2 separate regions of the Homo sapiens genome follow, and region 2 is linked to region 1. Evidence: chromatin contacts called from ENCODE Hi-C or POLR2A ChIA-PET data. All regions are on one chromosome and are shown on one strand. Each heading gives the region's core, a stretch centred on a gene start or an enhancer-like site at or near the end of the contact. The rest is flanking DNA. Distances are from core to core; before and after follow the strand shown.

Evidence for each region. Hi-C counts contacts between places; a loop is a spot of excess contacts on that map. ChIA-PET counts read pairs that join two places held with the same protein, here RNA polymerase II (POLR2A).
Region 2: a loop to region 1 is called in a map of CD8-positive, alpha-beta T cell, with 7 times the contacts of the local background. The contact joins the promoter of CYP46A1 here to the enhancer-like site in region 1. A Hi-C loop is called at or near these places in 1 of 168 maps with a recorded cell type or tissue (CD8-positive, alpha-beta T cell). POLR2A ChIA-PET finds 5 or more read pairs at or near these places in 1 of 52 experiments (T-cell).

Annotation. Positions count from the first base shown.
Region 1 is chr14:97,708,351-97,713,200 of GRCh38, forward strand. All of the region lies in intron 2 of LOC105370651 (a long non-coding RNA gene), which reads left to right. Among named protein-coding and RNA genes, the nearest start is that of LINC02291, 24 kb to the left of the region's middle. RefSeq lists an enhancer at 3,972-4,850. Within about 2 kb of position 1,406, at least 4 of the 41 ENCODE cell types and tissues checked have a DNase peak (open chromatin) inside an H3K27ac peak, as active enhancers do; they include CD8-positive, alpha-beta T cell, where a contact is called at or near this core.
Region 2 is chr14:99,681,421-99,686,834 of GRCh38, forward strand. It overlaps CYP46A1 (cytochrome P450 family 46 subfamily A member 1), which reads left to right and starts at 2,878. Exons shown (of 15, transcript NM_006668.2): 1 at 2,878-3,116. The coding sequence starts at 2,998. RefSeq lists an enhancer at 1,373-1,442 and a silencer at 2,683-3,262.

The sequences.
Region 1 (4,850 bases), core at 156-2,655:
AAATCCACTTTAGTGGTAGAATGTTACTCTGTCCCCTGGCTGTTTTATTGGTCTCGTGTTGGTCATCCAACCCCAAATAAGCCAATCTAAGGCTTATCTAGGAAATTTTGAGACAGAAACTGGGAAATGGGGTACAGTTTTGTTGAGAAAGTCTGGAAGAGAGAAGGGATATGTGAAGACTTTGGCTGAAGTGTTGGCTACCACATTTCTTATCAAGTAGATATGAAAAACAAAAGGAGAGAGGGGAGGGGGCATGAAAGGATGGTGGGAGGGAAGGAGAGAGAGAGAGAGGGAGAGGAAATAAGGGACATGGACAAAAGCTGAGAGGGCCTGAAAGCACCTGACATGAGGATCTTTTTTCTATCCATTCGTGAAGACTACCAGTGTTCCTTTCTTAAGCTCCCTGTGACGTCTCATTATCTTCAGGATAAACTTCCCTTTTTGCTTCATTTATCTAAGTGGAGTTATCAATGCTGCTTCATTGACCTGACCACCAAAGTTGTACCCTAACAAGTCCTCATTAATCCCCACCCATATGCCACTGGCATGCTGGGCACTGAGAATGCCCAGAACTCAGATCCTGCTCCCAAAGCTTCCTAGTCTAGAGAAGGTGATGCTGTTCAGGGATATTAGTTAGCATATGGGGAAAGGATACTCTACTGGAAGACCTCTAGGAAGAGAAGAGTGAATCTTGAGCTGGGCCAGAGTCTGGAGGCCCCTCCCAGACCTCATGCTTCCACTGCGTCTTAGAGGATGTGTCCACTGTCAGCTCAAAGAATCTGTGCAGACCCAGAGGTGCGAAATAGGAAGGCATGAGTCAGTGAGCATGGCTTGGTTTGGCTGTATGGGGGAATTGATGGATTAAGAACGGGTTAGGGCAGGAAGAGAGGCTGGAAGGGAAGTTAGGGGCAGAGTAGGAAGGACCTTCTAGGCCAGTTTAAAGAGTGTGGGCTGGACCTTGGTAAAGCTTGTTAAGCAGGCCCTCCTGTAGAAGTTGCCAGTGATGGTCGCGTTCCATAGCAGACATTCCTGGAGAAAAGGGAAGTTCACTGTAGAACAGTATAGATATTTTCTATTGCCCTAGCTGGAATGAATATTTGATTTGTAGGTTTTCTAAAAGATTCATCTTGAAAAACTTATATAAATATCCTCTTCCTTCTTCTGCATTTGATAAACCAAAAATCTTCAAATTGAAGGATTCTTTATATTTTTTCAAACAGGTATAAACAGGAGAAAAAGCACTGGGTATAACAACCCACAAAAGGTGATGTAAGAATAAATAAGAAGTGAATAGTAATAGTAGCAGCAACAACCGTGGCTGAGTGTTGAGTGTCCGCCATGAGCCAGGGACAGCGCCAAGGGCTGTGTTCAAGAGAAAGGCACAGTAACAAAACCAACTGATGGGGACTGCGAGGGGAGGGGTGGAGAGAGGCTGCCCGGATGCACATCCTGGCTCTGCCCCTTGCTGACAATGTGGGCTTGCATATGTCACATTAGATGGGGGTGTCTATAATAATTTCCTCATAGGGCTGTCAGGAGGATTCAGTGCAATAATTCAAGTTCAGTGCCGGGGACACTGTTAGTGCTCAGGAAGTGTAAATTATTTGTTCCTTAAAATTAAGAAAAAGAGAAATGATTGATAGATAGATAGATAGGACAGAGATAGCTAGAGAGAGAGAGATAAACATTGATATATTTAAAAATACATCTCTCCATCATATTCCAATGCAACTGCAATTCTACACATTTCTTTCATTGCAAAATTCAGTGTGTTTATATGACATGAAATATCAGTTGTAGACCACCTGAGGGGGAAACCAAGAAGGAGAAAAGCTGACAGTGACTCTTCTTGACTGATATTAAGTCTAAAAATGCTGTGATTTATTGACTATTCTTAGTGAGTACAGATGGCTTTGATAAAATGACTTGTATTTTAGTTTATTACTTCAATGAATATATATTGGATAACATTTGGAAAAATAAAATGAATTTTAAAATGTACTTCTCATGTTAATATTTTAGGTATTTTTCTTCTCATTTCTTTTCATACAGTCATTTTACAAAGGATTGTGAATGCACACACACACACACAATTTTGTACCTTTCAATTCCATTTCATTGTTTGATATTCATTTAAAAACTTTGTATACTTTTGTAATAATATGTCAGATATCTGCATATTATGATTTTATATGGATGATACATGATTTACCTACTCTTTGCATTGGATATTTCTGTTGTTTCCAAATGGTAATGATTTTGAATAGACACATGTTCATACCATTAAGAATAACAGGAGATTGTGGTTAACCTACCCCAGTACATTTACAAACACTCAAACCCAGTCCTGGTATCACCAACATCAAAATTGTATTATATGAAGACAATTTTAGGGACAGCTGCAAACACCATAGCAATCCTTGTTTTTGTCCTCCTGAAGGAAGAGAGTACCTAGGCTCTAAGCCACACATATATAGGTTCAGAATCTGCTACTTTCTAGCTGTAGCCTTGGGCTGCTGCTTGACCTCTCTAAGCATTTCCTTTCTCAGCCATAAAACTATAAAATGTGAGTAATATTGCAACCCTCTCCAGGTGATTGTAAAGATTAAATCACATTCCTTTGATCCCTATGCATTCCAAATCCCACCTACATGATATTCATAGTGCTAATCAGGTGTGAGAGCTGAGTCCAAATCTGATTTCTTTCTGCAGACAGAAAACCTTACGCAGGCAGGAGTGATGTCTCCTTTGTACCTTTTGAACTTAGAACGATGACTGTCGTGTAACAGCCACTTGGTGAGCAGTTATTAAACAAATGACTGAGTATCCCCTCAATATGAAAACTTGAAAAAATTTAGTAATCGTTTGATCGTCTCAGGGAATGACACGGTCTTCATTTTCTATGTCCAACACTACAGTTATGCAGGCGACTGAACTTCTATTGCAGAATATTTTCCACTGGAATGTAATTGTATTTATGGAAATTATAATGTATGTTCAGCAAAACAAACCTCGATTCCATTGTCCTACGTGGAATAAGTCTAGAGAACAATAGACTTTCTTAGTGGAATGCACCCTCCCATACATTGCTACAAAATCACAAAGAAAAGGAAAAAAGGGAAAGTGATTTTCCCAACAAAGCGTCTCTACATGTGGGTGGTCAATGATGTTTACCTAAAATGGATTTGTGGCTGAAGAGAAAATTCTGATTTCCCGAAAGGTGAATCTCACTGATGTTGATTACAGAAATAAGTTGTACTGCTTGATGTAAAGGGAGGAAAAAGTAACTTTTTAATTTATCTCTGCCCTATCCAAACAAGGGCCAGGAAAGATTACATGTTTTCCTGTGATTCAGTTCTACAGAGGCAAGAGACTCTATCAATATTGAAGTTGTAAATACCGGAACATTAGATTTGCTTTCTGCCCATGAAAAGCAGATTTTGTTGCTTTTCTCTTCTCTCTGCTGACAACATGCATAAACAGTGGCCCAAAATGTGATTATTCCCTGTGGATGCCCAGGTCCTTCCTGTTGCCTCCCCTCCGCAGTTTGGGGGAAGGGTTGTCAACCCCCGTGAGATGCCGCAACCCGGAAGCAGGTCCTTGTTAATATTTTCCTCATGAAACTTTGAGCATTTAGGCAAAACCAACACAATCGCTTTTTCCCTCCAGATAAATAATTAGATCTCTGAGGCTGCTTATTATCAGAAGCCCCTTATATAAGGAGCAGAGTGATGGTTCTTTCATCATGTCATGTGAGTGGCTGTGACACACACTGGGCACATGTGTGTCCTGACCTGGGCTCCAACAGCATCTGTGGCAGGTAACCCTAGGGTTCCAGAAATAGACTCTGCAGACAGGCAGAATAGGGTGTGGGAAGCATCTTCGTCTCTGCGGAGCCATAGTCTCCTGGTCTGCTAACATCCACCATATGACCCTCTTCGCTGTCTTTTTGTGGGGCCTCAGTGCCATCAGGCTGGGCTGTGAGGACCCTTTTTCTAATCACACAACTCTATACTCACTATTTTCAAACCAAATAATTGGCAAACGTGATTGGTAAAGGCTGAGACCACAGAGCACTCTCTTGAAGTGTAAGTTCACCTTCTCATAAGGAATTTAGTAATTCACAAGCAAAGGGAAGTCAGTAGACAATGGAGAAGCAACTATCAGCCTGTTTCCATGCATTTTTTTCTTTTTACTTTTCAGTCAAAGGGCTTTGTATTATGTGCTAGTATCATTCATACTTAAGCTTCATCATGGCTCAAAACTTTCATCTCTTTTACCTGTTAAAAGGAAACAGTATCCTTTGTAATTTAAGTGATGTAATTTATGTGGAATTGCTGAGCAATGTTGGGGGAATAGTGGGTGCTTAAGAAATAGCAAGGAAAGTTGAATCTGAACATTTATTAATCTAAATGTCCCTTCAGATTACAAGGTTCTGGAGGGCAGAGACATTTCTGGACATGATTTATCAGGAAAGGAAGATGATAGAGTTCTTTCATCACAGCTGTGTTCTAATGAGATTCTGGGTACTTTCTACACATTAACTTAGTTCACCCTCTGAACCACTCAGCAAGGGAGGTTTTCATACCCCCAATTAAGGAGAAAACAAAATCAGAAAAGTTTCAAACTTGACCAAAGCCATGGAGCTAAGGAAGGGGATATAGCTGGGCTTAGAATTCAAGTGTGTCTGTCTTCAAAGCCTGTGTCTTCCCCCAATAGGTTAATAAAGCAAACATAAGGTGGGACTCTTAGCTCAAAGTTGGGACCCAGTGGTAAAAAGACTAACGAATGAGTCATACCTCCAGGTTGGATCCTAGCTCCACCATTTACTCTCTCTGTGACTCAGTTCC
Region 2 (5,414 bases), core at 1,628-4,127, 2.0 Mb after region 1:
CCCACTCCTCTCCTTAGCCGTATTTGGAGAGGTTCACGCTGACCACTGCTCCCTGATGCTGCTCTACACCTGCTTTCTGTGGGGCTCCAGGCTGTGCCTGGAGCTGTTCAGGACCTGGCTCTTCCCTCAAGGAACTGTGACAGTAGGTAGTCAGGCAGACATGAGCAGGGCAGGAGAGGGCCCTCCCCCAACGAGGAATGTCAAGTGGCCATCAGATGATGGTCAGGCAGTTGATAAACTGCTTCTCTCAAATAATAATTGGTCGCAGCCAGTGCCAGGGAGAGGCAGTCTCCCAACAGATGGAAACACCTGAAGCTGGTGATCAGCTTCCCGATAAGATCTCAGGAGCTGGGCGAGTGGGCTCAAGCATGCACACTAAGAGGCAAAATGGCAGCGATTAACTGGTAGATGACCTTCCTCTAGGAACACCGGTAAGGGAAAAACACCTCAAATGAGCGCGCACATAACTTCAGTAAACACAGCTGTGCATTCGGCCCCTCCCAGGTGCTGACAGGCCACCGCGCACGCAGACAGCCCGCCCCAAGGGAAGAATCAGGGGCGAAGAGAGATGCAACCCCCCGGGAGCATGCCAACCTACAAAACCCCGAGTCAAAGGTCAAGCCACACACTTGCCTCTCTCAAGTCACCTGCTTGGCCCTCTTCTAAGTATACTTTACTTCCTTTCATGCCTACTCCAAAACTTTTTTTTTTTTTTTTTTTTTTTTTTTTTCTGAGACGGAGTCTCGCTCTGTCACCCAGGCTGGAGTGCAGTGGCGCAATCTCGGCTCACTGCAAGCTCCGCCTCCCGGGTTCACGCCATTCTCCTGCCTCAGCCTCCCCAGTAGCTGGGACTACAGGCGCCCGCCACCACGCCCAGCTAATTTTTTGTATTTTTAGTAGAGATGGGGTTTCTCCGTGTTAGCCAGGATGGTCTCGATCTCCTGACCTCGTGATCCGCCCGCCTCGGCCTCCCAAAGTGCTGGGATTACAGGCGTGAGCCACTGCGCCCGGCCTCTAAAACTTTTAAATACATTTTCACTCCTGCTCTAAAACTTGCCTCTCACTCTGCCTTACGCCCCTCAGTCGAATTCTTTCTTCTGAGGAGGCAAGAACTGAGGCTGCTGCAGACCCATATGGATTTGCTGTTGCTAACAGTACCATTGTTCCAGGGGTCTGGAGAGACAAGGCAAGAGAAAGTCCTCTTCAGACAGTGCGATGCACTGTGTAATCTCAGGGAGCCGTTCCACAAACTGGATACTAAATGTGATGCCGTCACATTTCTTTTCTAGCTAACCACCCCAACCCACCTTCCAGTGCGCAGGAATCCACACCCTCCTTCTTGCAGCCTCATCCTCCCTCCAAATTGCCCTCAAGCCCCGGAGCTTTCACAGCCCACAGGGGACCTGGTGGCTCCGTTCCACACCTCACCCCAGCAGGGCCAGCCTGAGTTACCCTGTGGGCCTGCGGCTGCCTGTCACCGCCGCCACACGGGGGCGCCATAGCAAGCCAACATCCCCGAGTCCAACTGGGCGGCCGGGCCAGGCGCCGGGGGGATGGATGCTCTGCTGCCCACCTGTCCAGGCTGCGGTGGCCCCGAGGGCAGAAGTCCCGCCTCCTCCGTGCTGGGCACGGCTCTTAAGACTTGGCCGTCTCCGTCGCCCCTCAGCCCACACCCCTAACAGCCATGTCCCATGTCCCTAACTATACCTGGGAAGGCGGTACCAAGGTCCCCTTCGTTTTCCAACCCCCAACCTCTCCAGGACTGGCTCAAGCGTGGGGCAGGGGCATTGCCTCTTCTCAGAAACCCAGCAGCATCTACACTCCCTGGGCCTCTACCTCCAGCCCGGGGGACCTTTACCTGGGCTAGGAGTGGGCACACCTGGCCTTCCCCTGCCACGACTTTCACGCTGGGTGGTCCCTCGGGATAGGAATTGGGAACTAAAACGCCCAGAATTGGCCTCATCTTCATACGGGATGGGCAAGGAGACGCGGGTTACGACAGAGGGGGAAGCCCTGGTCATTATTTCGAAAATACCTTCTCCTCCGCTACCCCCGCCTCCCCGGCACATTTCCCGCTTTCCCTGGAGGGCGGACCCAGATTTTCATCCCTCCAACTCCAACTCCTTCGGGCCTGAGCCAGCGCCTCAGATGGGGCTTCGCCTGGTCTAGGAGGGTCCGCAGGCCCCCGAGTCTCTGGGAGAACAGCCTCCGGCCACGCCGTGCGCTCTCGGTCGCAGACACAGGCGTCCCTGGGTCCCGCAGGATCCTGCCACCAGCCCGCGGGCCCCGCTGGCGGACCACGGGCGCTAGGCGTGGACTGTCCGGGCGGAGGAGGCGCCCCGGGGCAACTGGAGAACAACTTTGGGGGTCTGGGGTTCCAAGGAGAAGTTTGGGAACAGTCGGCGTTATGCGGACTTTTGCAGGCTGGGATGGGGTTTCCGGGCAGGTTTGGGGGAAAAAGGAAGGGGCCTAAGACCGCGCGCGGAAAGATGCCGTTATTTGGAGGCGCCGAAGCGGGCGGAGCCAGCCAGCAGGACTTCGCGCCGCCGCCGGGCCAGAGCGCTGAGGATCGGCGTTGCCAGGGACAACGCGTTCTGGGCGGAGCTGCTGCTGGGGCGGACCTGAGTCTGAAGAGGTGGGGGCGGAGCCTGGGGGGCTGAGCCAGAAGCGGAGTTGTGATTGGTGAAGACCACATGCTCGGGGTGGGGCCTGGGCTGGGGCGGTGTGGAGGTTGGGGCGGAGCTCTGGGGGGCGGGGCGGGGCGGGGGAGGGCCCGGAGCGCCGGAGCCGGAGGCGGAGACGTGGTTGGCGGGGACTGTGCGCCCTGGGAGGGGTCGGAGTCGGCGGGGGCGGAGCCGAGCGGGCGGGGAGGGTGCTGGGTCGCGCCTGGCCTGGGGCCGAGGCGGCGCGCGGCGCTGACAGCTGAGTCGGCTCGCGGCCTCCCGGCCCCCTCGGCGCCCGGCCCGACCCTGGCCTGGCCTGCCCTGCCCCGGAGCCATGAGCCCCGGGCTGCTGCTGCTCGGCAGCGCCGTCCTGCTCGCCTTCGGCCTCTGCTGCACCTTCGTGCACCGCGCTCGCAGCCGCTACGAGCACATCCCCGGGCCGCCGCGGCCCAGGTGAGCGGGGCTGGGGGCGGGGCCTGGCTGGGGTGCTGGGACTGGGGGCCTGGGGACAGCGTCTAAGCCGGCGTCCAGGCCGGGGGTCCGGCCTCGCCTAGTGCGCGCGGCCGCTGGGAGTCGGCGGCCCCGAGAGGGGCGCTAACTATTCTTAGTAACAAATTACTCACAGCCGCAGCAGCTGCTGGGCGCCCACCGCGCACAGCTGGGCCCCACAAACGTGATGGCAGCCACAGCCCTTTCAGGTAGGCGCTATTGTTAACCCATCGTTCAGACGAGGAGACTGAGGCGCTCAGAGGCGAAGTCACCTGCCCAAGGTCACACGGTTGGTAAGCCTAGATTTAAGCCCAGGTCAGCCTGCCTCCAAAGTGGGCGCTGTTAACTTTGGGACTTGGACAGGGTCAGCCTGGATTGGAGCACGCTGTACTTCAGTCATGTTTCCTTTTGCTTGTATTTCTGTTCTGGGACACCCCATTTGTCTTCTCCTTAGTACTTACAATTGCATTCTTGGTCCCCACCCCCACGCAACTTACACCCCCCTCAACTTGCCAACCCCCCCCCACCCCCAGCTTAGCTTTGTGAAGCTTAAATTAAATGTGTCATTTCCCTGCTCCAAGGGCTTCCCATCACTTGACAACTAAATGCAGTTCTAAATTAAGTCGGCTGCATGGCCCGCGAGGCCCCTGCCGAGCACTCAGAACCCACTCTGCAGCTTGCTCTTTCCTCTTGCTTTCTCACTACTGCCCCCAGCCTTTCTTCTCCCAGCCTCCCCCTCCCCCCGCCCCCCCCGCAGCTTCCCTCCCCCCGGGTCCTTTTCTCAAGCCTGGGCCTGGCGGGCTTCTTCCTCTGCTTGTCTCAAACAGGCCTTGCCCAGCACCTTGTGTAAAGACCACCCAGCCCCAGACTTCTCAGGGGCCATCACCTCTGAGGTTACCTTCTTTCCACCTGTTGACTGTCTGTTCACCTGTTGACTGTCTCCCCCTCTAGAATGTGAGCCCCGGGAGGACAGGGACACTCTGTGTTCGCTTGTGTATCCCCAGTGCCTGGCGTGTTGCAGATCTCAATAAATATTTGTTGAATGAATGAATAAACAATTGTATTAGACACACTTTTTAAAATCTCAGGACATGAATATTCTGGAAGGCACCCATCTCCAGCACAAGCCAGATGTACTGGCGTTAGAAGCCTGAATCTCTGCTTGATGGGTTCAGGAAAGATCTCTGTGGCTGGTGACATAGGGAGGCACCTGTTCTCCCTGCTGGCTCTCTGCCCTTCTGGTGCTCTCTCTCTCTCTCCTTGCTTAGCTCCTCTGCCTTCTACTTTACCTGGATGCTTCTTCCCCCAGCCTTCCAGGTTTGGCTTCAATGCTAACTCCTCAGGGAGGTTCCTCCTGCTCCCCCAAAAATATTATGTTCATTTTATAAACCCTGAAATCACTGTAATTTTCCTTTACAGCATAATGTTAATTGGGCAATTATTTGTGCAAGTTTTTCCTAAGTGTCTCTTTTCCATGGGCCCCCTGTCTGTCTCAGTCACTGCTGCATCTCCGACATGTAGCAGCACATTGTACATGCATAGTAGACACTCTATGAATAGCAATTCAAGGTTGAATGGTGGAAATCTCCCGTGAGTTCCGTGGTGGACACTATCACCCTCTCAAGTTTTCAGAGAAGCCATCAGCACTTAGAATTGAATGAGTTTGGTGCTTGTTCTGATAAGTTTCATCGTTACTTGGTCTTCTCATAAACTCAAATGACCTGTTCTGGTCTCTGTGTCTTGAGAAAGCAGAATTTAAATCATCTTAAAAAAAATTGAAATGTAACTTGCATTCCACAAAATGTATTCTTTAGTGTATGATTCAGTGGTTTTTGGTACATTCACAGCACTGTGCAGCCATCGCCACCGATTTCAGAACTGTTTTGTCACCCCAGAAAGAAACCCCGTACCCATTAGCCATCACTCCTCATTTTCTCCCACCCCTCACAGCCCTGGCAACCATGAATCTGCTTTCTGTCTCTGTGGATTTGCCTGTTCTGGACATTTCATATAAATGGAATCATACAATATGTGGCCTTTTGTGTCTGGCTTCTTTCACTTAGTATAATGTTTCAAAAGTTCATTCATGTAGTAGCATGTATCCTTATTGCTTTCCTTCTTATGGCTAAATTCTTCCCAAATCTTATACCACAGAGTCTACATGTGACCTGAGTGTGTGGGGTGCGGAGGGAGCAGTGGGAGGAAGATGAATATAATCATGATTGGGCTATTTATTCTAAGGAGGTGAACTGAACAATGCAT